Regions from separate parts of the Homo sapiens genome. Here region 1 is linked to region 2. Evidence: read pairs that join two places in POLR2A ChIA-PET (ENCODE). Cell type or tissue: Panc1. All regions are shown on one strand. Links, peaks and the distances in the headings refer to the core of each region. The heading gives the core; the rest is flanking DNA. Region 1 holds the start of FCER1G (Fc epsilon receptor Ig). Region 2 overlaps PFDN2 (prefoldin subunit 2).

What was found. ChIA-PET counts read pairs that join two places held together with the same protein. Peaks named below come from ENCODE experiments on the same cell type or tissue, not always from the same donor. Only the 100,000 strongest peaks of a DNase experiment are listed, where the experiment ranks them.
Region 1: POLR2A ChIA-PET joins it to region 2 with 21 read pairs; 11 of 35 experiments call an interaction of 5 or more read pairs at or near these places.

What each region holds. Positions count from the first base shown.
Region 1 is chr1:161,206,216-161,218,638 of GRCh38, reverse strand. It overlaps NDUFS2 (NADH:ubiquinone oxidoreductase core subunit S2), which reads right to left. Exons shown (of 14, transcript NM_001377299.1): 3 at 12,042-12,232; 4 at 9,326-9,446; 5 at 9,044-9,156; 6 at 8,708-8,782; 7 at 8,451-8,528; 8 at 8,250-8,335; 9 at 7,929-8,048; 10 at 6,159-6,288; 11 at 5,164-5,259; 12 at 4,907-4,990; 13 at 4,718-4,775; 14 at 4,244-4,483. The coding sequence ends at 4,446. FCER1G (Fc epsilon receptor Ig) reads right to left here and starts at 3,344. Exons shown (of 5, transcript NM_004106.2): 1 at 3,269-3,344; 2 at 562-653; 3 at 363-398. The coding sequence starts at 3,317. RefSeq lists an enhancer at 437-1,423. In Panc1, for the core only: no CTCF peak of the experiment used is centred there; no DNase peak of the experiment used is centred there.
Region 2 is chr1:161,100,541-161,113,150 of GRCh38, reverse strand. It overlaps PFDN2 (prefoldin subunit 2), which reads left to right. Exons shown (of 4, transcript NM_012394.4): 2 at 10,776-10,864; 3 at 10,980-11,103; 4 at 12,292-12,590. The coding sequence ends at 12,468. Among named protein-coding and RNA genes, the nearest start is that of KLHDC9, 8.5 kb to the right of the region's middle. RefSeq lists an enhancer at 565-794. In Panc1, for the core only: no CTCF peak of the experiment used is centred there; no DNase peak of the experiment used is centred there.

The sequences.
Region 1 (12,423 bases), core at 1-8,000, 110 kb before region 2:
CCCCACCCAGGGAGGCATGGGGGGTGGGCAGCCAGCCACCTTGGGCTAGAGGGCACTCACATGGACACTCTGGGACATGGATACCTGTTTGCCCACATGGCTACAAGCACACATATACACCCGACATACTACATCCAAGTCTCTCACATATTCTTTATCACTCTATGCTTGATTCTTCCCTGTCACCTGCTGAATATTTTACTTGTGGCTTGGCTAGGTAAGGTGGGAGGGAGGCCTCTGAGGTGTATGCAGATCAGCACCTGAGAGGCAGGCCCTCCCAGAGGCCCGGAAACCCAGGCTAGAGCCCCAGGAGGGCTGAGGGTCTGAAAAGTTGTCCACACCAGGTGTAGGAGGGTCCATACCTCATAGCTGGTTATAGCTGCCTTTCGCACTTGGATCTGGAATGGGGGAAAGGTTATCAGTAAAGGGTAAGTTAATGGCCCATCCCCCTTCCCTCCAAACTTTGTGGAGGATCCCCTTTTATTCCTTCTCTTCGAATCCTTGCTGCTGCCCTCCTCCCACTTCCCCTTCCAGCCCTTACCCCACCCTGCCCAGCGCTACCTTCAGTCGACAGTAGAGGAGGGTGAGGACAATTCCATACAGAAACAGGATGGCATCCAGGATATAGCAGAGCTGAGGCTCTCCCAGGGCCGCTGAGGGGATAGAGGATGCCCATGGGGTCGGGGGTATCAGGGAGGATCTGGTACTCAGAGGAGAGAAGGGAAGGGGCTCTGGGAGGTAGGACAGGGCCTGGAGGGGAGCCGTCTAAGGGAAGAAATTCTGTTTCTCTCTGGCCTTCCACTGCCCTTACCTTTCCCTCCTCCCACACCATAGGGTCAGGCTAGGATAGGAAGCTTGAGGGTTCTATTGAAATGGGACTCACACGGACTAATAATTGAGGCCTTCCCCCTCAGCCCCCAACCTTTTCTTTTTAGCACTGTGGGTTCTTCAGGCACCATTGAGCACTTTATCCACCTCAAGGGACCCATCTGAGTCCACTGGACTGAAACCAAAACCTCAGCCAAGATGGGTAGTGGGAGGGAGAGGTAGTGGCAAATTTCAGTGAAGAAACCACAGAAGTGTCTCTACTAAGTCCTGTGACCTGTGGCTGAGGGCTGGACAGGAAGGATGTGAGCTGGGGAAGGGAGAGAAGGCAATTACTCTATCATTGGTCATCTCCTAGCCTCAGCCTTGTTGCTTTCTGTCCCACCACAAGACACTTAAATATGTAAAAAAAAAAAAAAAAAAAAAAAGTGTGTCTGTTTTTCCCAGACCTTACAGATACCTTTGGCCCTGAACACAAGGCTGGGGGAATGACCACAGCTATATGGATTCCAGCTCCTGTTACTCTGCCCTATTACTCACTCTCTGGGTCTCTGAGAGGGGAAGTTTTGTGCAATTTAAAAAATCAAATCAAGTCTGGGCTCCAGAGACTGCTCTCACCCCGTATCAGAGGACCAGTAGGGAACATGTGACTAACGTCAGTCAATTGCTGACATCGGTCAAGTACTTTTTATTCTGCAACACTCTTTCACACACACGATATTGCACAAATCTTAAAACTACCCTGTGAGGGAAACATCATCATCGCCATTTTATGGGTGACGAAACCAAGGCTCGGAAAAGCTAAGTAACTCACTCAGAGCCACAGAGTTAAGTGACAGAGCTGGAACTCAAATGCAGGTTTTCTGCCTCTAAAGCCCATGCTTTCCTTTGTGCCTCAGCGGGCCTCCTCCCTCCTCATCCCACGGCAGCAGACCAGTGGCTAACTTAATACTTGCTCCCACCTTCTCAGCTAGGCTGCTGGAATTCCTCCCCAGTCATTCTCTTTCAATTTCCACAGTTTCCCTGAAGTTTACTGACCTCCTCCTCCCCAACACCCAGCTGCCACCAACACACACACACCAATCCAGCACAGACAACACAGAGTGAACGAGGAGTGAGAATTCTTAGATAGTGGCTGGAGCTGTAGAGCTTCAGAGACCTTCCCATTTCTGCCTCTATTTCTCAGCTGACGCTCAGGTCTCTGGAACTGGGGATCTCATGCTGCCCACCCTCATTATCAACTGCTGACAGAATGGAGCATTAACAATGACCCATAGAAACAGCAATCCCGTCTGTTTGTCTTGGCTATATCCTTGCCTTACTCCCAAGCACAAGAACAGAGTCCTACCTTCCTAAAGGGTTATCTCTCTCTCTCTCTCTCTCTCTATATATATATATATATGTGTGTGTGTGTGTGTGTGTGTGTGTGTGTGTGTATGTGTGTGTGTGTGTATATAGATAGATAGATAGAGATATATATGTAAAATCTTTTTTTTTTTTTTGAGACGGAGTCTCACTCTGTCCCCCAGGCTAGAGTGCAGTGGTGCGATCTTGGCTCACTGCAACCTCCACCTCCTGGGTTCAAGTGATTCTCCTGCCTCAGCCTTCTGAGTAGCTGGAATTATAGGCACCAAGGGTGCTTTGTATATTAAACCAGCTAGAGATCAGCTCCCAGCAGACAAGACCAAAGGCACCCCATGGGAAATGCTCATCATGAGAAATGAGGCTTTTCACCAGACCAGCTCTTCATGCCATACAACCAGACCCTTCCCCTGCCACTTTCTATCAACCCTGAAAAGAGAAAAGTCAGCCAGGCACAGTAGCACTTTGGGAGGCCGAGGTGGGAGAATTGCTTGAGGCCAGGAGTTCAAGACCGATGTGGCCAACATAGTAAGACCCTGTCTTTTTTTAATAATAATAATAGCTGGGTGCAGTGGCTCACACCAGTAATCCCAGCACTTTGGGAGGTCGAGGTGGGTGGATCACTTGAGTCAGGAGTTCAAGACTACCCTGGTCAACATGACGAAACCCGGTTTCTACCAAAAATACTTAACTTAGCCGGGCGTGGTGGCGGGCACCTGTAGTCCCAGCTACTCGGGAGCCTGAGGCAGGAGAATCGCTTGAACCCAGGAGGCAGAGGTTGCAGTGAGTAGAGATTGCGCCACTGCACTCCAGCCTGGGTGACAGAGCAAGACTCCATCTCCAAAATAATAATAATAATACGGAGAAAAGTCTGGAATGAAGTAAGAAGGCAACAAGAAAGGAGGGAACTATGAGTCTAGTGCCCTGGGTCGGGGCTGGAGAGGACTAGCCTCAGGGTCTCCCTATGCCCACCTACCCACTGTCAGCCTTCCTTCACCTGTGTTTGACTTGGCCCTCAGACCCAAGCTCTGGACTTCCACCCTGGAGCCAGCTCACGCTATCCCTCACCAAACCCTCTTACCTGCTTGTTCAACCAAAAGGAGTAAGAGCAAGACCACTGCTGGAATCATCTTGGGCTGGAGATCGGCCGTTCTGACAGCACTGTGCAGCTGTGCTCAGCGAGCAGTTCCCTGACCACAGAGTCCCCCTCTTCCTGCCACGCCTTCCCCCATGCTTTGGCCCCTTCCCCTTCCTGCACAAGAGACCGGGCGGCTCCCGGAAGGGCCAACTAAGGGAGTTGGGAGATCTGGGCTCTTAAGCGTCAGCCCTTCAATGACCAACTCCTAACCCACAGAATGAGGAGACTTTCACGCTCAGGAAAGGCTGTCTACATCTGCCATTTTCCACTCCACCTGGTTCAGATTTTTTTTTTTTTTTTTTTTTTTGAGACGGACTCTTGCTTTGTTGCCCAGGCTGGAGTGCAATGGCGCCATCTCGGCTCACCGCAACCTCCGCCTCCCAGGTTCAAGCGATTCTCTCAGCCTCCCGAGTAGCTGGCATTACAGGCATGCACCACCACGCCCGGCTAATTTTGTATTTTTAGTAGAGATGGGGTTTCTCCATGTTGATCAGGCTGGTCTTGAACTCCTGATCTCAGGTGATCCATCCGCCTCGGCCTCCCAAAGTGCTGGGATTACAGGCGTGAGGCACTGCGCCCGGCTGGTTCAGAGATTTATCTGTGTGAAACTGCCCGTCAACATTCCCTCAGACCCCACTATAGCCCTTTCCCTCCCAACTTTACCCCAGGTCTTGATTTGAGTGGTTTACCAAGTTATGTGGGCACTGAGAAGGTTTGGGCAAGGAGGGAACTGAGGCGAAAGAGGAAATGGGGAATAGAGAAGTGGAAAGGACAAGAGTCAGAGAAGGGGGTGGAGACGAGCAGGAAAAATTGCTAAGACCTGACTGAATCTAACAGGAATGGAGGGTTAATGAACATTCTTAGGTTTACAGTCCGAGTGAAGGACACTAAGATACTGAGACACTAAGATACCAGAAGTTTAGGCCTAGGGGCCGCAAGACGGCTAATTTATTATAATTTCTCCTTTTTTAGTACATGCACAGAAAGCCTGACAGCCAAGTGTACATGAACATACACACACACACACACACACACACACACACAGAGGCCAATTTCCAGTGAGGAACAGGCTCCACAGAAGAAGCTGATAGGCAGGGGGGATCAAACGCTGCTCCCCTGCTCACCGATCTACTTCTCCAAATACAATATCTTGGGTACCTAGGTGAGAGGATGGAGGAAAAAAGTGATGTTACTTATCTTCCTGTTGTGAGGCAAAACAAACAAAAAAAGTGGTGTTACCCAAGATCCAGAACCCATTACTGTGCTCAAAAGATTGAGGACCCGAGTCCATGCCATGGCCTATGGTGAACAGGAAGTGTTCTCCTTCTGTCCCCAGTGGGCGTCCCGAACTCCTTTGTCTAGGATACCTCTACTACACAATAGGCCTCGTACCTATGATGGCAACGACATCTGCCAACATGTGTCCCTTAGACATCTTGTCCAAACCAGCCTAGGGAGATTGAGATGGCAACAATGTTAGTTAAGACTTGCAAGGTGGGAGGAGAAAGAAGAGTTCATAAAAACCTCAACCAAGGTCAGGTTTAATTCATTGGAGTTATAGTTACTGGGATTGATTCTTACCAGATGGGCAAAACCAGGAGCCTTGATCTTGCATCGATAAGGGCGGCTGCTGCCATCAGACACCAGGTACACCCCAAACTCTCCCTGTTCAAGGAAGAAGGTTGGGTGTCTGTATTAACATGAAGAGTATTTTTCTCTGCCAACAAAACCTCTATTCATTCTGTTTTCTCTCTCATTGATGAATGAGCTATTTGTTAAACATCTATCTTTAGCTACCTACTCTACATATGGTCTTTTCCTTCCCCTCCTCTCCTTACCTTGGGAGCCTCAATGGCAGTATATGTGGCTCCTGGAGGAACTTGGTAGCCCTCAGTATACAACTTAAAGTGATGAATCAGTGACTCCATGGAAGTCTGAAGAGAGGAAACAGGGAGCATCAATAAACCATATCCAAACTCTGTCTCCTAGGCCTCCCCCAGCACAGAAAATAATCTCTACCCTCAGGGAGACTAAAGCCACATGTCAGTCAGTAAGCAGAGAGGATACAGAATAAAACAGGAGAGCTATGGGAGATTAAGAATCTCTTATATGGCCGGGTGCGGTGACTCACGCTTGTAATTCCAGCACTTTGGGAGGCTGAGGTGGGCAGATCAAGAGGTCAGGTGTTCAAGACCAGCCTGGCCAACAGAGTGAAACCCCGTCTCTACTAAAAATACAAAAATTAGCTGGGCGTGGTGGTGGGTGCCTGTAATCCCAGCTACTCGGGAGACTAAGGCAGGAGAATCGCTTGAACCCAGGAGACAGTGGTTGCAGAGAGCCAAGATCATGCCACTGTACTCCAGCCTGGTGAAAGAGCGTGACACCGTCTCAAAAAAAATAAAAAAATAAAAAAAACCCGAATCTCTTACTACACAGTAAATTCTCTATTAAAAGAAAACTGGGTTGGGTGTGGTGGCTCACGCTTTGTAATCCCAGCACTTTGGGAGGCCAAGGATCACCTGAGGTCAGGAGTTCGAGACCACCCTGACCAATATGGTGAAACCCTGTCTCTACTGAATACAAAAAATTAGCTGGGCGTAGTGGCACACGCCTGTAATCTCAGCTACTTGGGAGGCTGAGGCAGAAGAATTGCTTGAACCTGGGAGGCGGAGGTTGCAGTTAGCCGAGATTGCACTCCAGTCTGGGCAATAAGAGTAAAACTCTGTCTCAAAAAAAAAAGAAAACCAAAAGATAGGATTTAATCCAAGGATACTCCTCCCCAGCCACTGGCCCCTTTCCAACACCCCACACTTTCCCCCTCCCTGCAGCCAACCTTCATCTCTGCTCGCTTAGGTGGAGACACTTTGGCATCATCAACCTTGATCTCCCCAGGAGGCATCTTGTTTAGACACTGTGCGATAATTCTCAGGGACTGGCGCATCTCCTCCACCCGGCACAGGTACCTCAAGAAGATGAGACAGAGCAAGAGAAGAACAGTCAGAGGAGCAGGTATGGGGCTAGGAAGGATGCCCTTTGGCCAACCTCAAAAGGGTTAGGTCAACTCTCCCCACTCTTTTCTCCAAGTACAGCATCTCTGCTTGGCTTGGCCACCCATATAAACCCTGTAGTCTTTTTTTTTTTTTCTGAAACAGGGTTTCACAGCTCACTGCAGCCTCGAACTCTGGGGCTCAAGTGATCCTCCCATCTCGGTCTCCAAAGTAGCTTGGATTACAGGCGTGCACCACCACATCCGAATATTTTTTGTAGAGACGAGGTTTCACTTTGCTGCCCAGGCTGATCTCCAACTCCTGAGCTCAAGCGACTGCCTGCTTTGGTCTCCCAAAGTGCTAGGATTATAGGCATGAGCCACCAACCCCAGCCCCCTGTAATCGTTTGCTTCTACTCTTGGGTGCTTCCCCAAACCCTCTCCTTATTTTCTCAGAACATGGCCTGTAGTATTTATTTCTTTAATTACCTCCTTAAGCACTTTTTGGACCACAGGATGGGTGAGAGTCAAATGGACAAACAAAAATAACAGCAGTAGCTACCAGGTTCAAAAAATAAAACAAACAAAAATAAAAAAAACAATACACAGTAACAAATCTGACTCAGGGTGAGAAAACAGGAGGAGAATTTGTTTTTGGTTTTCGTTTTTTGTTTTTTTGAGACAGAGTCTCGCTCTGTCGCCCAGGCTGGAATGCAGTGGCTCCATCTCAGCTCACTGCATCCTTCACCTCCTAGATTCAAGCAACTCTCCTTCCTCAGCCTCCCAAGTAGCTGGACTTACAGGCATGTACCACCACACCCAGCTAATTTTTTGTATTTTTAGTAGAGATGGGGTTTCACCATGTTGGCCAGGCTGGTCTTGAATTCCTGACCTCAAGTGATCCACCCACCTTGGACTCCCAAAATGCTGGGATTACACACATGAGCCACTGTGCCTGGCCCAGGAGGAGAATCTGAAGCTTAGGATCTACTAGAAAGAACACTGGATCAGGAGGATTCTAGTCTCGACCACTCCTGAAGAATAATCCCAGCTAATCCCTAACTTTTATGCCTCAGCTTTCTCAGCTATAAAATGCAGCCAAAGCTAGCTCCATCTAAGACAAGGATAATGTAAAGATAAAAAGAATGCCATAGGCCGGGTGTGGTGGCTCACGCCTATAATCCCAACAATTTTGGAGGCCGAGGCGGGTAGATCACCTGAGGTCAGGAGCTTGAGACCAGCCTGACCAACATGGAGAAATCCCGTCTCTACTAAAAATACATAAATTAGCTGAGCGTGGTGGCTCATGCCTGTAATCCCAGCTACTCAGGAGGCTGAGGCAGGAGAATCACTTGAACCCAGGAGGCGGAGGTTGCAGTGAGCCGAGATTGCACCATTGCATTCCAACCTGGGCAACAAGAGCAAAACTCCGTCTCAAAAAAGAAAAAAATAAGTAAGATTCCATATATGTGAAAGTGTTTTGAGAGCAACCTCGTCTAACACACACAAGAGCTCCCACAGACACTGAGAAGTAGGGTAAAGAAGGAAGTGGCAAAGAGAAGAGTGAGGCAGGGGAAACTAGCTGGAATATCAGCCAAGAAAGGATTGGGGCCTTACCTATCATAGCAGTCCCCTCGAGAACCAACAGGAACATCAAACTCAACCTGGTCGTAAACATCATAGGGCTGGGTCTTCCGCAGGTCCCACTGGATGCCTGAGCCCCGAAGCATCACTCCACTGTGGAGAGCATAATGGGAATAAGGGCCACTCTCCACAAACTAAGTAAGGAGGCTCCTTCTTCCTTAGCCTCCCTTGTTGATCCTTCACATTCAGGGTATGACTAGGAGGATGCCAACAAGTCTTCAAAGACAAGATATTAGGCTGGAACTCCCCCACTCCCACCCCCACTCCTACGGAGAGAAGTTGTATTCCCCTCACCTAAAACCATAGTTAAGTGCTTCTTCTGCTGTTACAACCCCAATGTCAATTGTCCGATTTCGCCAGATCCTATTGTTGGTCAGCAACTATTGATCAAGAAAACTGGTGTGTTAATACTCTTCCTCACACTCTTCAAATATCTCTGTATTTCTCTAGCCCTTCTTGTGGGGGAGAGATTTTTCCCATTGACTCCTAGCTTACCTCCTCCAACTCATCAAGCCGAAGAGAGAAGTTCTTAGAAAACTGATAAATGTCATCCATAAGCCCAAGGGGTAGGTCCTAGAAGCCAAACGGAAGTGCTACTGAATGTGGCATAGCCTTCACTAAGGAGAGCCCTCTCAGCACCCCCTCCCCCAGCGATACAGGTTTGGAGTTTCCATCATCCAGCACTGCCCTCCAGTGGCCACAGGGAAAATAGGCCTGGGCTGGACATTTGGGGAAGCCGGGGACCTGCTCACCTGGTGCACTCCTCCTGGCCGGATATAAGCAGCATGCATTCGGGCTCCAGACACTCGCTCGTAGAACTCAAACATCTTCATAGAACGTGCTGGGAATTAGTGTCAAAGTCCCAGGCCCCCAGGTCCTATGATGGCCTACTCCCCCACTTTCTGCCTTCTTGTGCCCAACCAACCCCTCATGATATAGTTTCTACAAATATAACCCAAGTTAAACATACCTTCCCCCTCTAAATGTTCTCCCATGTTCTCTCTCTTCTTTTAATCTCCTGTCTCCTTTATACCTTCTCTACTTCCTGCACTTCCTTCCCTATTCCTATCCTTTCCTCCCACTCTTACCTTCTCCCTTTCTTCAAACAGCCAGAAGAAAGGGGTCATGGCCCCAAGGTCCAGGGCATGTGTGGTCACAGCCATGATGTGGTTCAACAAACGTGTGATTTCTCCAAACAGCACTGTGAAGACAAGGAGAAGACAGGATATAGGAGCCAAGCACTGAGGCGGACAGAGAGGTCTGGGCAGAGCCTGGGGTCTGAACACTAAGCTTGGGTTCAACGGGGAAGTGGTGGAAAAGGCACTATGCTATGCTCACAGTGGGCCACAGAAAAAGTTGGGGGGACATACCTCGGATCCACTGTGCCCGAGGAGGAGGCCGGATGTTTAGCAACTTCTCCACAGCTAGAGAATAGGCCTGTTCGTTACACATCATGGACACATAGTCTAGCCGGTCAAAGTATGGAAGGGCCTGGGAAGAGGGAGGAATGTGGGTCACATCTAACAGGCTCAGGAGCCCACAGTCTGGCTGCCTGAAGCCTTGCTCTCAGTCGGCACCAGAAGTTGGTGCTGTATAAGCCTTTCTAGTCTCAGGAGCCCCAACAAGGCAGGTAAAAATATCCCAAAAACCAGTAGTATTCTAGTAAATGTTTAAAAACTGGCTCTCCAAAGTGAGGGAGGACTCTGATTTGTCATGTTTGCCAATTTCCATGGTAAAAATACTCCCACAATGGCCAATTTTAAGTTACCAATATCATGTAACTGAATGCAGCATTGGGAAGAATACCACACCATTATACAGTATTTCCACCATACAGACACATTCAAAGCAAATACCTCAAAGGCAGAGCATAGTAAAATGTGGTAAAATAATGAAGTGATGAGCTTTGAATATTTAATCTTACCTTTGCTTTTAATATAATGTATTAAATCATAAGCTTATATAAATTAATTTCTGACAATGGCTATGTTCAACAACTGGCTCACAAAACTCCTGAAAATTTAACAACTGCACTCTTGCAAGCCCGTATGAGCTAGCTCCAGGATACCACTGTCAAGAGTCCTTGGCCGGGCACGTGGCTCACGCCTGTAATCCCAACACTTTGGGAGGCCGAGGCGGGTAGATCACCTGAGGTCAGGAGTTTGAGACCAGCCTGACCAACATGGAGAAACCCCTTCTCTACTAAAAATACAAAATTAGCAGGGCGTGGTGGTGCATGCCTGTAATCCCAGCTACTTGGGAGGCTGAGGCAGGAAAATCACTTGAACCCAGGAAGCAGAGGTTGCAGTGAGACAAGACTATGCCACTGCATTCTAGCCTAGGCAACAAGAGCAAAACTCCATCTCAAAAAATAATAAAAATTTAAAAAACTGACATACTGGTCAGGCGCGGTGGCTCACACCTGTAATCCCAGCACTTTGGGAGGCCAAGTCAGGGTGGCTCATGAGGTCAGGAGTTTGAGACCAGCCTGGCCAACATGGTGAAACCCCATCTCTACTAAAAATATAGAAATTAGCTGGGCGTGGTGGTGAGTACCTGTAATCCCAGCTATTTGGGAGGCTGAGGAACGAGACTCGCTTGAACCTGGGAGGTGGAGTTTGCAGTGAGCCAAGATCACACTATTGCACTCCAGCCTGGGCAACAAGAGTGAAACTCCGTCTCAAAAAAAAAAAAAAAAAAAAAAAAATTAGCCAGGCATGGTGGTGCGTGCCTATAATCCTGGCTACTCTGGGGGCTGAAACAGAATTGCTTAAACTCGGGAGGCAGAGGTTGCAGTGAGCCAAGATCACGCCACTGCACTCCAGCCTGGGCGACAGAGCGAGACTCCGTAGGGAAAAAAACAAAACAAACAAAAAACTTCAGATACTGAAGGAGAAAGGCAATCAGTCTTAAGAGTATCTGGGAGGGTTTTTTTTTTTAATCTTTTTTTTTTTTGAGACACAGTCTTGCTCTGTTGCCCAGGCGCTGGAGTGCAGTAGCACCATCTTGGCTCACTGCAACCTCTGCCTCCCAGGTTCAAGTGATTCTCCTACAGGCGCACACCACCACGTCTGGCTAATTTTTGTATTTTTAGTAGAGATGGGGTTTCACCTTGTTGGCCAGGCTGGTCTCAAACTCCTGACCTCAAGTAATCCACCTGCTTCGACCTCCCAAAGTGCTGGGATTACAGGCGTGAGCCCGGCCAGAGTGAGGTATTTAAGGAAGACAGAGCATCAGGTAGAAATGGTCCTTCCTCCAGAATGCCAAAAAGCCAAGTCCTAGCTGTCTGCTGAACCAGCTTCAGCTTCCAGGAAGAGGGTGGAGCTAAGACGCTACTAGCTGGGACAGCCTGTTCTTATTCTGATGTCACTGTGACGGGGGCTAATGCTACAGGGGTTAACCCATAGACTCCAGGACCAGAAACTGTCATCGCCGAGGCTCTCTTGGGGAATCACATTCTAGTCACTGTTCACCCCGACACTGGGCTGGATCTAAATCCTAATCCTACCATCCTGTTATCAGGACCTTTCTTCATGACAGTAAGAAAAAAACTTCAGATTCCTATTAGAGATCCAACTCCTTCAAATCTGACCTTCATCATTTGGGTTATACAGTTCTCCTAAAAATGGCAAACTGTCATAAACCCTCTCTGAGTTGCTGTGACTCATTGAATGTTTTGAAAACAAACGTAGACAGCTGGAAGATACAAGAATCAGCTGTTAAACTTAGCGAGCTAATGTCTTTTCTCTTTCCCTGCCCCTAGGGACACTGGCTTTGACGCACTAGTCTAACGTAAGAGCAGGGAAACTGAGGCACTCAAGTAATGGCAAAGGGGCCTGCCAAAAAGTCAGCCAGAGAAAAGCTGAGTATAGCTCCAGCTTCAAAGCACTGCTGCTAAATAAACCAAATCCTAATGACTCAAGCATCCCCTGCCACTTCCCTCCATCCACCCAACCAAGAGTAATCTCAACGGGTTACTCCTCTCAACACCTTCCTCCCCTCACGTTTTAAGGGCAGCAAACTGGCAAAGCCCCAGGCTAAAGCAACCCCAGATCCCGCCAAAAGGCTCCTGTTCACCCCCCACACCTGAAGATAGGTCTTGTATTCAATGAGCTTCTCAGTGCCTCGGTGCAGGAGCCCGATGTGAGGATCACACTTCCGCACCATCTCCCCACTCAATTCCATCACTAGTCGCAGGACACCATGCGCTGCTGGGTGTTGGGGCCCAAAGTTCAGGGTAATGTTCTTCACAATTGTGTCCTTTGGAGGGTCCACATCTGAGAAGTAAGAAATAGTTCAGAGCCACATGGTTATTCCCTTGGGATCCCCCAAAAGATAGCAAGGAGTTAGCCTCTCCCTATAGATTTTCTAACTCACCATTCCATACTTTGTTAATTTCCTAATCTCCACTATAACCAGGAAGAGGACTCTTAGATGGGGAAAAGGAAGATCTAAACTTTCTGATGAC
Region 2 (12,610 bases), core at 1,731-9,730:
GAAGTCACAGAAGGATATATGTTATATTATTAATTGTTTAACTCTTATATAAAATAATACATTTATTGTCGGAACTGCAGAAAACAAAGGAAAAAGTTCAAACCAGGAAATAAATTGCCCATAATCCAACTATCCAGAGATAACTTTTCTTGCCATTTAGGAGTATATCCTTTGAGAGATTTTTTCCCCCCTCCTTTGTCTTTTTGTGTATATATGTGTGGATGGAAGGGGGAGCTTTTTTTTTTTTTTACATATTTTATAAAATTAGGATTATACTACAGTATGTACTGGTTTGTAATCTGTTTTTTAAGCCTAATAGTATATGTTGAACATTTTTCTATGTCATCTAAGTGTTAGGAAGATTAAATTAGCAGTGTGTAGGGTAGGTTTGGGGAGTCTAAAAATAGGATCATTTAGAAGACTATTGCAGTAATTCAGATAAGAATGTAATGAACATCTGAACTAGGGTTATGTCAGTGAGCCTAAGAGAAATTGCTAAACTAAGTGCAATACATTTGGCAGTTCATGGGATTATGGTATGTTCAAAGATGAACCTGGGTATGGTGGCAAGTGCCTGTAGTCCCAGCTACTCAGGAAGCTGAGACAGGAGGATCACTTGAGTCTGGGAGTTTGAAGCTATAGTGTGCTATAATTGTGCCTGTGAATAACCACTTTTCACCAGTCTGAGCAGCATAGGGAGACCCCATCTTTAAAAACAAAACAAAAGATGAAACTAAGGTTTCCTACCAGGAGGCCTAGAGTGATGTCAGTAGCAGAAATAGAAGAGATAAGATCACTTCAGCTTTGAACAACATGAGTTTAAGATATCCATGGGACATTTAGGTGGAGATGATCTGTAATAATAGCAGCTACTATTTATTGAAAACTTGTTATATGATAGATATTGTCCTAAGTTCTTGATGTAATTACTTAATCCTTACAACATTCTGTGAGGCAGGTATTATCTGTATTTTATTGGTGAAGAAACATCAGAAAAGAAGTAATTAATACTTATGCATTCTGTGAGACAGGTATTAATCTGTATTTTATTGGTGAAGAAACATTCAGAAAAGAAGTAACTTGTCATGGTCTGACGTTAAGCCATTTCTGTCAGGCACAAAAAAGCTCCTTCCTCTAACTTGTAAATGTGGGACTAGAATTTCTGAAAAGGCCTGGTTTTGCAGGCAAGTAGAATAAAGGCAATTGCTGGAACTATAGAAGTAGCTAAGAATGCCACTTGAAATAGTATAGGTTACCCTGATTTGATTATATGAATATATCAAATTATCACAATACCATGAAAATATGATTATGAATCAATAAAAAATAATTTCAAAAATAATGTAGGTAATGAAGAAGTGCTATGAATAGAATCTTAGATCCTGTGGCCATTGTGGGAGTGAAAGAGGAAGAACTTTCAGAAAGGAGAAAGAAGGAGGCTTGAGATAGGAAGGAGAACTGAAGGGACCTGGAAACCAAAGGGGAGTCGAAGATCTACATTGTATCGGGCACTTGACCTATTATCTCAGTTAGTTCTCATTGTTACCCTGTAGCAGTGATTCTCAACTGGCATTATCTTTTCCTAGGAGACATCTGGCAGTGTCTGGAGACATTTTTGGTTGTCACAAATCAAAGGGGTTGCTACTGACTTTTAGTGGGTATAGTCCAGGGATTTGTTAAACATCCTATAATGCCTGAGACAGCCCTCCTAGCAAAGAATGATTTGGCCTAACATGTCAGTAGTGACAATGTTGAGAAACCCTGCCCTGTGGTATATTATATTAAGTCCATTTTATAAATGAGGAAACAAGGAAAGTTAAGTGACTCAGTCATATAGCAAGTAAATGGCAAAACTGGGATTTCAACCCAGGTCAGAATAAGAAGTTTGGGTTCTTTCCACTTTACTATGTTGCTACTTGGATCCCAGTACTTGGGGAGGCTGAGGCAGGAGGATCTCTTGAAGCCACGAGTTTGAAACCAGCCTGGGCAACATAGTAAGACCCCCATCTCGGGCTGGGCGCAGTGGCTAACACCTGTAATCCCAGCACTTTGGGAGGCTGAGGCGGGCGGATCACAAGGTCAGGAGATTGAGACCATCCTGGCTAACATGGTGAAACCACATCTCTACTAAAAAATACAAAAAGTTAGCCGGGCGCATTGGCGGGCGCCTGTAGTCCCACCTACTCGGGAGGCTGAGGCAGGAGAATTGCTTGAACCTGGGAGGTGCAGGTTGCAGTGAGCCGATATCATGCCACTGCACTCCAGCCTGGGCGACAGAGCGAGACTCCATCTCAAAAAAAAAAAAAAGTCTCTACAAAAAAAAAAAAAAAATTTCATGAAGAGAAGGGATGAGTACTATTATTTGATGGAGTAATAAGGTCAAAGAAGTTTTCTTTGACAGAGAGTTGAGTATGTTCTTCAGAAAAGGGGGCACTGAACTGAAAAGAAGGTAATTAGTGGAGCAGTATCCCAGATCATGCTTTTCCAGGTTCATCCAATCATAACTCTCTACCTCTTCTATTCTTCTATTGAAACCAGTAAGAGTAAATGTCATGTAAGAAGACCCTAGGACATTTTGGAGAGAAAGGTAATGATTATAGATTTTTTCCTAAAATTATTAAAACTATATGGTAAACAAAAAAGAAAACAGGAATATAAATTTGCTTTGATAAGAAATTAATATTTGATAAGCCAGGAATAATATATTAACAGAGATTTTTAGAGTTAAGACAAACCTGGGTACAGGTATGATTTCTGCACTTCACTAGGTTATTTTATTTTTTATTTTTGGAGACGGAGCCTTGCTCTGTCACCCAGGCTGGAGTGCAGTGGTGTGGTGTTGGCTCATTGCAACCCCCGCCTCCCAGGTGCAAGCAATTCTTTTGCCTCAGCCTCCCGAGTAGCTGGGACTACAGGCATAAGCCACCATACCCGACTAATTTTTTGTATTTTTAGTAGAGATGGGGTTTCACCATGTTGGCCAGGCTGGTCTCGAACTCCTGAGCTCAAGTGGTCTGCCTGCCTCAGCCTGCCAAGGTAATAGGATTACAGGAGTGAGCTACTGCGCCCATCCCACACTATTTTGTTTTGTGTTTGTGAGACACAGTCTTGCTCTGTCACCCAGGCTGGAGTGTAATGGCACAATCTGGGTTCACTGCAACTTCCGCCTCCCAGGTTCAAGCGATTCTCCTGCCTCAGCCTCCCGAGTAACTGGGATTACAGGCACCCTCCCCCCACCACGCCCAGCTAATTTTTGTATTTTTATTAGGGATGGGGTTTCACCGTGTTGGCCAGGCTGATCTGGAACTCCTGGCCTCAAGTGATCTGCAGGGTTTCACCATGTTAGCCAGACTGGTCTCGAACTCCTGGCCTGAAGTGATCAGCCCACCTCTGCCTCCCAAAGTGTTGGGATTACAGGCGTGAGCCACCGTGCCTGGATCCACACTATGTTATTTTGACCACCACACAACACTCCACCAGCCTTGGTCTCCTTATTTACAAATTGAAGGTACAGGTCTTACCGTCTTTTTTGTTTTTTAGAATTAAATGAGATAGTCTAGCACAGTGCCTGGCATATAGTAGGTGTTCCTTTACTCTTGAGACTGTGGAAGGCAGATTATAGTAGGACTATGAAAGAAATAGATATTTTAAAATAGGTTGCATTTGCATATTTACAATTTTAAAAGAAGATAAAGAATAGAAGGCAGTCTGCATGGTGGAAAATAACACAATATAAATAGAAAAGATTTTGTCAAATTATTTAAGTAACTAATATGCATTTTTATATGAGCACATATAAAGGGTTAACATATGGGAATGGAAGATGGCCAGATTCTTCTGCTTCCCAGAAGAATCTAAGTTGAAACCTGAAGAAAGAACTAGACTTAAGCAGAGAAAAACTGAATGAGAGAGGTTTGGGAAAGTATACCAAACGTAGGGTGAAGATTCTATGCAGATGCCTGAAGACAGCTGTTAAGGGAAACTACCAGTGACTTAGGACACTGAGTGCTGAGTTAAGATGTGGAGGGAACAACTGATTGGGAGAGGTAAACTGGAACCCGGTCTTTATATGACTTTTTGAGGAGTTCAGATTTTATCCTGTGAGCATTGAGAAGGTTTTAGGCAAAGGAATAATTGGTTAGATTTATATTTTTGGTCACTTATGCTGCAGTGTGGGGAGTAGATTAAAGGGGGCAAATCAGGAGGCAGTATAGAAATCAGGAGGGTATAATAAGTAGTACACATGTAATTAATTTGATGTGGATAGTGAATCAAGGATGATTCCAAGGTTTCTGGAGTTACATTCCAACTCTAAAAATTATTAAAGTAACAAAAATAATAAAAGTTACCATTAGGGCTCTGGGGAAAGAGAAGAGATATAATCATGATATTGCTGGTAGCAGTATAAATTAATCTGGTCATCTTGGAGAGCTTTCTAGCGACATGCAGTGGAAGCTATAATAATGCTAATGCCTTTTTGACTCATTGATCTTACTTTGGAATACGATTCAAGAAATTCAAGAAAAGTGGCTGTAAATCGTGCATTATTTGTCCAGAGGTTTTTTTTGTTTTTTGTTTTTTTTTTTGAGATGGAGTCTCACTCTATTGCCCAGGCTGGAGTGCAGTGGCGCAGTCTCAGCTCACTGCATCCTCTATGTCCTGGGTTCAAGTGATTCTCCTTTTTTTTTTTTTTGAGACGGAGTTTCGGTCTTGTGCCCAGGCTGGAGTGTAATGGTGCGATCTTGGCTCACCGCAACCTCTGTCGCCCAGGTTCAAGCGATTCTCCTGCCTCAGCCTTCTGAGTAGCTGGGATTACAGACATGTGCCACCATACCCAGTTAATTTTTTGGTATTATTTTTAGTAGAGACAGGGTTGCACCATGTCAGCCAGGCTGGTCTTGAACTCCTGACCTCAAATGATCTGCTGGCCTTGGCCTCCCAAAGTGGTGGGATTATAGGGGTGAGCCACCACACCCAGCCTTGTTTTTTTTTTTTTTTTAATTTTTATTTTTGTTTTTGTTTTTGTTTTTTTTTTTGAGACAGAGTCTCGCTCTGTTGCCTAGGTTGGAGTGCAGTGGTGTGATCTCAGCTCACTGCAACGTCTGCCTCCTGGGTTCAAGCGATTCTTTTGCCTCAGCCTCCCAAGTAGCTGGGACTACAGGCACACGCCACCACATCCAGCTAATTTTTTGTATTTTTAGTAGAGATGGGGTTTCACCATGTTGGCCAGGCTGGTCTCGAACTCCTGACCTCAGGTGATCCGCCCGCTTTGGCCTCCCAAAGTGCTGGGATTACAGGTGTGAGCCAGCACGCCTGGCCTTTGTTTTGTTTTTTTGAGACAGAATCTCACTCTGTATCCCAGATTGGAGTGCAGTGGCATGATCTTAGGCTCACTGCTACCTTCACCTCCCGAGTTCAAGCGATTCTCCTGCCTCAGCCTCCCAAGTTGCTGGGACTACAGGTGTGCACCACCACGCCCGGCTAATTTTTGTATTTTTAGTAGAGATGGGGTTTCACCATGTTGGCCAGGCTGGTCGTGAACTCCTGACCTCAAGTAATCTGCCCGCCTTGGCCTACCAAACTGCTGGAATTACAGGCATGAGCCACCATGCCAGGCCTGTCCAAAGAGATTTTATATTGGTACTATTTATTACAGAAAAATTGGAAACAACCTAAATGTTCTAACGCAGAGGATTAGTTAAGCTTTTTTTTTTTTTTTTTTTTTTGAGACAGAGTCTCGCTCTGTCAGCCAGGATGGAGTGCAGTGGCACGATCTCGGCTCACTGCAACCTCCGCCTCCTGGGTTCAAGCAGTTCTCCTGCCTCAGCCTCCCAAGTAGCTGGGACTACAGGCATGTGCCACCACACCCGGCTAATTTTTTGTATTATTAGTAAAGACCGGGTTTCACCATATTAGCCAGGATGGTCTGGATCTCCTGACCTCGTGATCCATCTACCTCAGCCTCCCAAAGTGCTGGGATTACAGGCGTGAGCCATCATGCCCGGCCCTAGTTAAGCAGTTTTTAAAAATATATCAATAGGGTATGGGCCTGGTGGCTCATTCGTGTAATCCCAGCACTTTGGGAGGCTAGGATGGGAGGATCACTTGAGCCCAGGAGTTCAAGACCAGCCTGGGCAATATGGCAAAACCCTGTCTCTGCAAAAAAATACAGAAATTAGCCGGGCATAGTGGCACATGCCAATGGTCCCATCATTCAAGAGGCTGAGGTAGGAGGATCGCTTCATTCAGCTCAGGAATTCAAGGCTGCACTGAGCCATGATTGTGTCACTGCACCCCAGCCTAGGGAACAGAGTGAGACCCCATCACTACAAAAAGTTTAAAAAACTAGCCAGGAGTGGTGATGGGTGCCTATATAGTCCTAACTACTCTAGAAGTGGAGGCAGGAGGATCACTTGAGCCCAGGAGTTCAAGGCTGCAATGAGCCATGATTGCACCACTGTACTCCATCTGGGCAACAGATGAATCAGGAGTTCAAGTAAGACCCTGTCTAAAGAAGAAAAGAAAAAAATTGTTTGTACATAGATGATGATTTAATAGGGTTGAGAGACGCAACACTGATGTGTCAATCTGTGCTTACAGCAGACAGAGAATAAGGAATAAGGAAAGGGAAGGATAATTAGGTCCTAGCCATAGGGGAGAAGACTATTAGAAAAGTTATGTTTTAAAAGGAAAAATGTGGGAATAGAGGATAGCTTCTCTGTTTTCATTACCTGGCAGACCCCAGAAATGGCTTAATATTGGCTTATTTACATATAGTCTACAGTTAAGTTGCAGTTAGCTGCTGTATTAGGCCGTTCTTGTGTTGCTATAATTACCTGAGACTGGGTAATTTATAAGAAAAGTGGTTTAATTGGCTCATGGTTCTGTAGGCTGTACAGGAAGCATGGCATCTGCTTCTGGGGTGGCCTCAGGAAGCTTCCAATCATGATGAAAGGCAAAGAGGGGACAGGTGTCTTATGCATAGTGGGAGCAGGAGGAATAAAGAGGGGTAGGTGTCATACTTTTAAAGAACCAGATCTTGTGTGAACTCAGACCAATAACTCACTTATCATCAAGGGGATGGCAACCAAGTCATTCATGAGAGATCTACCCCCATGATCCAAACACCTCCCACCAGGCCCCACCTCCAAAGTTGGGGATTATATTTCAATATGAAACTTAGAGGGGACACATAAACTATATCAGCTGCTAAGAGATTTCATTTCCTTTAAGTGCACTTATGGCTGAAATTTTCCATAATAACTGTAGATAACTCAACATGTTTAAGTAGATTTTAGTTTGGTATTTGATTAAAAGTTCATAAAATGGAACAAGAGGAAATTAGTTATTAGCAAGAATGTTGAAGAAAAGTTGGAATTAAAAAAAAATCTCAGGCGGGTGCAGTGGCTCACGCCTGTAATCCCAGCACTTTGGGAGTCTGAGGTGGGTGGATCACCTGAGGTCAGGAGTTCAAGACCAGCCTGACCAATATGGTGGAACCCCCATCTCTACTAAAATTATAAAAATTACCTTGGTGTGGTGGTATGCACATGTAGTCCCAGCTACTTGGGAGGCTGAGGCAGGAGAATCGCTTGAACCCGGGAGGCGGAGGTTGCAATGAGCTGAGATCGCGCCACTGCACTCCAGCCTGGGCGACAGAGCAAGACTCCTCTCAGAAAAAAAAAGAAAAGAAAAGAAAAGTAGATTCCTGTTAATTACTAAGGAAAATAAATTCTGCTGGGCATGGTAGCTCCTGCGTGTAATCCCAGCTCTTTGGGAGGCCAGGGTGGGAGGATTGCTTGAGGCCAGGAGTTCAAGATCAGCCTGAGCAACATGGTGAGACCCTGTCTCTACAAAAAATAAAAATAAATAAAAATAATTGCGTGGTGGCACATGTCTGTAGTCCCAGCTACTTGGGAGGCTGAGGCAGAAGGATCACTTGAGCCCAGGAGTTAAAAGTTGGGGCATCAGAAATTTTAGACACTTAAGCTGATTTCTTTGATGTATTTAACAACATACATCCAGAAAAGTGGATCATTTGGGTGCTGAGGGAACATCTAGAATCTGCTTTAGTCATAATTTTTTTTTAGATGGAATTATTTTGATCTAGAATATTAACAGTGGAGAAAAAGCTAATATAAATGGGATGGTTTTGAGACAGGCAATGAAGGTTAAGGAAAAACAATCTGTAGATAAGTTAGATTTCCAAGGCATTTGTTGAAATGAATGGCTAAAGTAGCTTGAGATGAAGGGGTGATAGATGGGAGAAAGGAGGAGGTTGCTGGAATGACAAGTTTTTGGTGAAGTATTACTCCTTGGTTTATTGGCAGTAGAAGGGACATAAGGGTGGTGCAGGTCAGCCATTTGGATAATATTTGCTGTATGTGATCCTTGCAGAAGGCGAACTAGAGCTAAGGGGCCAGGCCAGGCATGTTGGCTCATGCCTGTAATCCCAGCACTTTGGGAGGCTGAGGCAGGCAGAGCACTTGAGCCCAGGAGTTTGAGACCAGCCTGAGCAACATAGTAAGATCCTGTCTCTACAAAAATATTAGGTGGTGTGCACCTGTAGTCCCAGCTGTTTGGGAGGTTGAGGCAGGAAGATCACTAGAGCCCAGGGAGATTGAGGCTGCAGTGAGCTATGATTGTGCCACTGCACTCCAGCCTGGGTGACAGTGTGTGACCTTTCTTAAAAAAAAAAAAAAAGAAAAAGAAAAAGAAAAAAAGAGATAGGGCCCTAGTAAAGATGAAGTGGTTAATCATCTTTATTAGGGGAAAGTTTCTGGCTGTGTGACTGGAGATGATATTTGCAAATACACTCGTATTTGGTAATGGTTTGAATGGATTGAGTCCACTGTTGTCAGATGACCAGGAGAGTCTAAAGGGGCAATTCTGGACTTGGAGAGAAGTCCATGATAGCATTAATGTACTTCACTGTTCACAAAGATGTTTCACACTCATTGGTTCACATGATACAACAACCTTATGCAGTAGGAATCATTATCTGCATTTTGCAGGTAAGAAAACTAAGGCTTAAAGGGGTTAATCCAGTGGTTCTCAGTTCACACTACACATTAGAATTATGTGGGAGATCTTTTTAAAAATACTGAGGCCTGAGCCTTACCCCCAGTAGTTGTGTAGTTGTTCTGAGGGTCCAGTATTCATGTTTTTAAAATGATTCAGGTGATTCTAACATATAGCCATGGTTAAGAACCACAGGGTTAAATGTCTGTGCCAGGCCATAGAGCCAATAAAGTAGCAGAGGCAGAACCTGAAACCTGGTCTTTTGTCTCTGAGCCTCATATTTTTCATTTTTTCCCCCCACACTCTGATTTTTCAGGTTTCATTTAAGACCATTACATTATCCCTCAGGAAGCCTGTATCAATTCTGTATCAGTTAGGGTTTATAGGCTACAGAAACCAACTTTGACCAACTTTCTTTTTTTTTTTTTTTTTTTTTTTTTTTTTTTGAGACGGAGTCTTGCTCTGTTGCCAGGCTGTAGTGTGGTAGCGTGATCTCAGCTCACTGCAACCTCCGCCTCCTGGGTTCAAGCAATTCCCCTGCCTCTGCTGAGTAGCTGGGACTACAGGCACATGCCACCATGCCCGGCTAATTTTTTTGTATTTTAGTAGAGATGGGGTTTCACCATGTTGGCCAGGATGATCTTGATCTCCTGACCTGGTGATCTGCCCACCTCGGCCTCCCAAAGTGCTGCGATTACAGGCGTGAGCCACCACGCCTGGCCCTTTTTTTTTTTAAAGGGCTATTTTTGAATAATAGTGGGTATTTCACAGAATTGAACAGAATGAAAAAGAAGGCTAAATAACTAGACTGAACAAAGTTCAAGAACTGGGGCAGCTTTAGGGAATCTAGGAATAGGAATGGAAGGTCATCTCTACAGAACCAATAGGAATCTTAACTCCAGCTGTCTTCTATACCCATTTGTCTGCAAAATTCCAATTCCTGTAGAGAGATTCCATAGGTCACTGCCCCTGGGTCAGGGGTCATGTGGTTAGTAGCCCCAAAAGAACCACACCAAGTTAAGGAGGGGCAGTTCCCCAATGGATGGGATACTGAGCAGACCCAAACAAAAGTTACTCATTACAAAGCCCTTCCTGACAGCCCTCACTGCAAGTCTAGGCTCCCCTGTAGGTACTCCAGTAGCTCTCCAACCCCATTCTTTTTTTTTTTTTTTTGAGACGGAGTTTCGCTCTGTCGCCAGGCTGGAGTGCAGTGGTGCGATCTTGGCTCACTGCAACCTCTGCCTCCCGGGTTCAAATGATTCTCCTGCCTCAGCCTCCCAAGTAGCTGGGACTACAGGCGCACACCACCATACCCAACTAATTTTTCTATTTTTAGTAGCGACAGAGTTTCACCATGTTGGCCAGGATGGTCTCAATTTCTTGACCTTGTGATCCGCCTGCCTTGGCCTCCCAAAGTGCTGGGATTACAGGTGTGAGCCACCGCACCTGGCCCCCATTCTTATATTAAATGCCTATTTCCCACCAAACTATGAGCCAGGAGAAGCCAGAGGCCAAATCTATTCTGTGATATCCCTCAGTGGGCCCTCAAATATCTCAAAAATAGTAAGCCCTCCGTGTTTGGTGAATGGAATTCCAGAAAAATTTTAGGTAGAAATCGCAAACTTGTGGTTCTACTCCTTTTCCAAGGTAGGTGCCCACTACTGCACCTTTGTAAAGCCTGCCACCCTATGTGCTATCTGGACCCTCTGCCATTTCCACTATCCCCTCTTTCATCTCTTCTCTCACCTTGTTAGGTGATTGCTGGCTTCAACCGCCTTCGGCAGGAACAGCGAGGCCTGGCATCCAAAGCAGCTGAGTTGGAGATGGAGTTGAATGAGCACAGGTGAGAAAGTCAGGGAGAGGCAAACAGTAGGACAGTTGTGTGGGCTACTCCGTGAGGGGGATTTGTAGTAGAGTGGGGCTGAATCCTCAGGTCCTGCCTTGTTCTCCTATCCCAGCCTAGTGATCGATACACTGAAGGAGGTAGATGAAACTCGTAAGTGCTACCGCATGGTTGGAGGAGTGCTGGTGGAGCGAACTGTCAAAGAGGTGCTGCCCGCTTTGGAGAACAACAAGGAGCAGGTGAGCAAGAATCATTGAATAGGATCGGGTACAGTGGCTGTAAACCCAGCACTTTGGGAGGCCAAGGCAGGTGGACTCTTTGAGTCCGGGAGTTCGAGACCAGCCTGGGCAACATGGTGAAACCATATCACTACAAAAAATACAAAAGATTAGCTGGGTATGGTGGTATGTGCCTGTAGTCCCAGCTACTCACCTGAGCCTAAAATGTCGAGGCTTCAGTGAGCTGTGATCACCTCACTGCACTCCAGCCTGGGTGACAGAGTGAGACCCTGTCTCAGATAAAAGGAGGGCAGCATAAAATAGCCTATGCTCATTATGCTATGCTAAGTGCAACTCTTAGACAAGAGGAATTGCTGACTGCTGTGGGCTCTGTGACTTGGCTGAATTGGGGTGGGAGGATTGGGGTTAGAGTAATGTTTCTCATAGTGTGTGTTTCACGAATACATGAATCAAAATCACCTGAAGGACTAATTTATAAATGCAGCTTCCCAGACCCACTGGATTAGAACCTTTGGGAGTGCCATGAAGTGACATTTTAAAAATAAGCTAGGCAGGTTGCAGTGACTCACACCTGTAATCCCAGCACTTTGGGAGGCCGAGGCGGGCGGATCACGAGGTCAGGAGGTCAAGACCATCCTGGCTAGCATGGTGAAACCCCATCTCTACTAAGAATACGAAAAATTGGCTGGGCGTTGTGGTGGGCGCCTGTGGTCCTAGCTACTCGGGAGGGCAAGGCAGGAGAATGGCGTGAACCTGCGAGGCGGAGCTTGCAGTGAGCTGAGATTGCACCACTGCACTCCAGCCTGGGCGACACAGCGATGCTGCAACTCAAAAAAAAAATATTAAAAATAAAAAATGAAAAAATAAAAATAAGCTCATGCCTGTATTCCTAGCGCTTTGGGAGACCGAGGCAGGAGGACTGCTTGAGGCAGAAGTTTGAGACCAGCCTGGGTAACATAGTAGGAACTTGTCTCTGTAAAAAATAAAAATAAGCAGCCCAGGTGATTCTAAGTACATTAAAGTGTATAAACCACTGTGTTCAAGAAAGGAATAATTTTAATGTCTGGGCTCCTCTACTTGGTTAAAGGTAAGGTTAAATGTGTTAACACTTCCTCCAACCATAGTCCATTCCAGGTGGGGGAAAGGAGTCCTGAATTCCTTATATAATCCCTGTCACTTGTCCTCTAGATACAGAAGATCATTGAGACACTGACACAGCAGCTTCAGGCAAAGGGAAAAGAACTAAATGAATTCCGGGAAAAGCACAACATTCGTCTCATGGGAGAAGATGAGAAGCCAGCAGCCAAGGAAAACTCAGAAGGGGCTGGGGCTAAGGCCAGCTCAGCTGGAGTGTTGGTCTCCTAGGGACCAAGGCCTTTGCATTTTTTTCTACCCTGACTCCCACTTCTAATTTCTCTTTATTGTTATTATTATTATTTTCTCTGCTATTGTAATATTTTTTTGTTAATTAAATGTTTTGGTCAGAATCTTAGCTGTAGCCTGAAGT